Regions from separate parts of the Homo sapiens genome. Here region 1 is linked to region 2. Evidence: read pairs that join two places in POLR2A ChIA-PET (ENCODE). Cell type or tissue: GM12878. All regions are shown on one strand.

Region 1 (2,500 bases), 53 kb before region 2:
AATAATTTAAAAAATATTCAGACCTTTTAAACATAGATGAGCAAATGACAAACAGCATGAGCTTTGAAGACAGACTATCTGGGTTCAAATCCCAGCTTCACCTATTGCGCACTGTGTGACCTTGGGAAAATTACTTGATGTTTCTCAGCCTCACTTTTCTCATGTCTAAAATAAAAATAAATAATCCTTACTTTATAGAACTGATGTGAGAAATGAAATGTGTAATATATGTAAAGCACGTACCATAGTGACTATCACATAATAAATGTTCAATAAATTTTAGGTTATGCCATTATCATCACCACTACTACTACCACCAGATCCATTCTGGAAAATGGCCACAATATTAATGTAAGTTTATAAGTATACAAGAGAAATACAGGCACACATAACTCTAAAAAAAAGCTACAAGGAAATATACCAAATGTAAGAGTGGTTATTAAGGAATTATGGATGACTTTGTATTTTCTGTAATAGATTTTCTACTTTCAAAGTTTTCTACAATGAGTATGTTACTTTTATACTTAGGAAAGCAACCATGATTTAGGGGGGGACAGAAAGGCTAAGCTCCCTCATTGAGGTTATCATTTTTAGTTTGTAATAATAAAGGTAATAAAACTTAAAACAAAACCAAGGTTGTCTGCATCAAATATCTTTCCTATGCATACGGCATTTTCTGCATTAACTTCTAAGTTCCTGTTTGCACTAGGTAATGCAAGAAAAATATTGGAAGAAATAGGTGTAAAAAAAGTAATTAAGGATAAACAGCCCTGTGAAAAGATGGTATATCCAATATGCCTAATTCTGCTTTGCGAAAACCTAGGGATACGAACAAGAATATCAAGAGCAACTCCCATCCTGGATTCAATGTACAGAGAAATCTTGATCAGAAATCTCAAATTCTTATGGAAGCAAAGGTACTCCCCACAACTTCCTCTTTTCTAAATATAACCTCAGAAGCTAAATCGAAGCATCCACAGAGATGGGGCTTGTGCACAGCATTTCCCATGAGACATGACAAAGAATGCCATAGACATTAAAAGTCTGCAGCACATCCTTCTGCTCTGTTCCCAACTCTATTAACAGGCTACAGTAGGTATCAGGGCATGTGATCATTGTATAAAGGTACCACACCGCAAACTTCTTTAGAACTGGGGAAGTTGGGCGAGGATTATCAAAGCTCTTTTACCATCTGTCTGTGGAGGGGGTAAAAAAAACAACAGCAGCAGCAGCTGGTGCAAGAAGTAGCAAGATGTTGGTTCTGGAAGTGACAAGATGGGAAATGACAGGAAACAGCTTTTCACTCCTCCAACAGCAAAAGAAACGTGCAGCCCATGTTCCAGTGTTTGAAAATCTCCAGATGCTGCTCTCGTCTCACATTTCCGTAGCTTTGTTCAGACAACATCTGAAAGCCTGCCTTTCTTTTTTCAAGCACTCTCTTTCTTTAGAGGAACATACAAAACTATCAAATACAGGCTTCTCCCCCCTCCTCGTTTCTCTCAAAGGCAATGTGAAACGAATTCTAAGTGTCACCACGGAAGGAAAATAGCATCACATGAGCCTCTGCAAAATTTTTTCCAGTTGTATCCTTCAAGAAAAATGTACAACGTACTCTGGTTTCTGCCATTTGGTAGTTAAACTAATATTAGACTTTGAGTAGAACTAAGGAGCTGAGGAATAAAAAATGAACAATGAGCAATGTTCTGAGGACGGGGCACCCTATGCAACGACTCACTTCTTGGAAGTGGTGGGCCGTGCTTTCTTGCTGCACTAAACACTAACACATGCGTGCATTTGTTTCCACTTTAAATGTTAGGTTCATGAAGTCGGAAAAGAGGTAACATTATACACAATATATACACAATCCAACTGCAGAATTTCAAAGGACTAGCATACAACGTTAATCAAATATACTAATTTAGAATTGCCCCATATGCTAAACATATAAAACCAATTTTCAAAAAACTTTGGAACATGCACATAAAATATACTAAAATTACACTAACTAAAATTTTCAATTTTGAGGTCACAGATCACATTTGGGAATCTCCCTGTTTCAGGCTTCATCAGCCACTTCCTTGCCCTTGTTGATTTTGCACAGCTGGTGACCAGGCCCAAGTGCCCCTCTCTTCTTCAGCAGCCAGCTCAGCCTTTAAGATCCAGGTGGGTTCCTCCTTCCCGTACACCTCCCAAACTTCCCTCTTTGAGCAAGTGCATCTTTCCCCTGAACTCGAACAGCACATGCCTGTTATAACAGCCCCCTAGATGGTAATTCCTCTGTTCAGAGGTTGGTCTATCACAATAGTGAGCCTCTCACAAGGGAAGAGGTCATTTCTTCTTGATCTTTCTGTACCAGTGCCTGTCATAATACTTGACATTCATTTTAAAAAATATATTAATCACTACTACATGCCAGACACTAGCAATTCAAAGTATGAATAGAACACAGTTCCTGTCCCCCAAGGGGCTTAGATCTAACTATGAACCTTTACTTTTGTGA
Region 2 (2,500 bases):
TACCTGTAGTCCTAACTACTTGGGAGGCTGAGATGGCGGGACTGCTTGAGCCCAGGAGTTTGAGGTTGCAGTGAGCTATGATAGCACCACTGCACTCTAACCTGAGCAACAGAGCGAGATCCTAGCTCTAAAAAAATTAAAAATTAAAATAACTGGGTTTGAGTATATAATATTGTTAACTATAGTCACTATGTGGCATAAATAAAATTTGCTAAGAAGGTAGATACTAAGTATTCTCACTATAAAAAGAAAAGCGGTAACTATGTGGAGTGATTGATTAGTTTGATTTTGAATATTCACAATGTATACTTATATATCTCATAATCAAGCTATATACCTTAAATATATGTAAATACTTTAATTATCAACTATACCTCAGTAAAGCTACGGGGTGGGGAAGAATGGAGCAAACACTCTGCAGTCTGTCATAGGCTCCACCTCTCTCTAATAGAGAGGAAATCATAAGGGAATAGCTGCACAAATATGTTATCTGCTCAGCTGTGAGGTATATGCAGACAGATGCAGGGGAAGGCCAGCCCTTGACTCTAAAGTAGGAACTCAGTAAGGGCCCAAACAACTCTTGTTTCCAGCTGAAAGTAGTTGGGGGGGTACTAATATTACCTTCAGACCTCTTCCTCAGCAACTGACCTGAAGTTAAGTGCTCAGTCAAGCTTATGAAAAAATAGAGAACAAGGTATTTCTATGAAGAAATTTCTACAAAAAAAGAATTTCTAACGGCTTATGTACCCAAAGAGTTCTAGTATCTCTGCCTGCAGTTTCTGCTACTGGCTGGCCACCCTTCCAATGAATGGGAAATAAACAGAAGGCTGGGTCTCCCCAGATGTTGGAGAGCATTCCAGCTGCCGAACACAACCTGTTTGTAATTTTCTACTCAACCATCAGAATGAAAACACAAACCTTCAGAAAAACAGGCCCTTAAACTTCCTCCTTACTGCTGTTAGTGGTTTCTTTAATCTTTTAAGCTCTTGGGCTTAATACAGCAGCTGCCATCAAGAGTACTTATTGTTGCTGAGAATAGAAGGAAAGAAAAAAAAATCATACTAAATTCAGAAACGTGGATTTCCATTCTGCCAGAATCTAGGCTAAATGGCAGGGGTGAGGGGGACACAGTGATAATGGGAATCAGAAAGAATCACCACGTGGAAGCAGACTGGCTTGAAAGGGGCATCAGGCGTGTCTAGTGTGCTTAGGGAATTACTTTAACTCCTCACACCCCACCATTCTCCAGTTCCAACACTAAGTGCCATCCTTTTAGGACAAGATCTCTTAACAGATTCTTATCAAACAACATTGAGATAGGTTTTATGTAAATAAAGCACATGAACCCTTCTCTAGAACATGCCACTAATTTAGGGGAGGGAGGAGGGAAATTCAAAATGTAAATATCCTCAAATGTCATGGCTACACAACTTGAGCATAGGAAGAAACACATTTCCTGTCATCTAATGCAGTGATCCTCAAATGTGTCCAAAGTGCCCTCCATAGCAGAAAAGACTGATCACAAAACAAGGGATATCTATCTGTGGCCTGCTGTATGGACAATATTTCTTTCATTTTTGTGTTAATATCTTTAACACTATATGAAGATATATGAGTTCCTTTCAGTCTTTAATATGTTTGCTTAAGTATAAAATTAATGTCTTACCAAAAGCCTCAAGTGAATAGATATGAAAGGCAGGAAGATATGCCTGTTGTGTCCCTTGGGTGTTTATACTGTGACTTCATGTAGGTCCTAGTATATTGTCACATTTTCCAAAAAACACACAAGGAAACATGATCTAGTCCAATGCTACAGTTCTGATAACAGGGAAAAATAAGACCCACAGAGGCAGAAACTCATGCCCAAAGTCACACAACTTAGATATTTAACCCAGTATTACAACTACTAGTTCAATGGAATGCACTTTTCACTAATTTACAATGATCCTGCATATTAGCTTATAAATAGTAGAGGTAAACGAAAAAGCTTACTACTTAAGAATTAACTCCCTCCCTCAAAATTGCCCAAACCTTGCCAACCTTTGAGGGGGAGTCCCAGGACACATGCTGCTGCCCATGAACTATCTGCATTTGGAATCACATTAACATCTTAATAATTTAGTGAATGTTCAGCATTAATTACTTTCATTTGGTTAATTTAATATCATTTTTCCATCTTTATGACAAAAAGTATGGGTACACAAAAACATTTAAAGGACAAAGTAAACACCACAAATATAAATTTACACTTTCAGACTTTAACAGTTTTTGGAAGCAAAAAAATATAAATATTAGCCCTTGAGAGAAAACTACAAAAAAAAGGGTTCAATCCTTAGAAATAAAAAATGGCCATAAAAGTGCAGTAAAAAATAATTAGCAACGAAGGTACCTAGAATTTAAATCTGAGCACTTTCTCTTTAGGTAAATCGAGTAAAAATCACAAAACATAAAGTAACTGAAATAATCTGTTTTTCCTTCTTTCTAAATAAAACTGAAGGTC

What was found. Peaks named below come from ENCODE experiments on the same cell type or tissue, not always from the same donor. Only the 100,000 strongest peaks of a DNase experiment are listed, where the experiment ranks them.
Region 1: POLR2A ChIA-PET joins it to region 2 with 5 read pairs; 4 of 35 experiments call an interaction of 5 or more read pairs at or near these places.

What each region holds. Positions count from the first base shown.
Region 1 is chr7:70,005,312-70,007,811 of GRCh38, reverse strand. The region is part of intron 2 of AUTS2 (activator of transcription and developmental regulator AUTS2); the gene reads right to left. Among named protein-coding and RNA genes, the nearest start is that of AUTS2, 410 kb to the right of the region's middle. In GM12878, no CTCF peak of the experiment used is centred here; a DNase peak (open chromatin) is centred at 1,016; H3K4me3 peaks cover 1,224 bases; H3K27ac peaks cover 940 bases.
Region 2 is chr7:69,951,928-69,954,427 of GRCh38, reverse strand. All of the region lies in intron 2 of AUTS2 (activator of transcription and developmental regulator AUTS2), which reads right to left. Among named protein-coding and RNA genes, the nearest start is that of AUTS2, 350 kb to the right of the region's middle. In GM12878, no CTCF peak of the experiment used is centred here; no DNase peak of the experiment used is centred here; H3K4me3 peaks cover 443 bases; H3K27ac peaks cover 1,385 bases.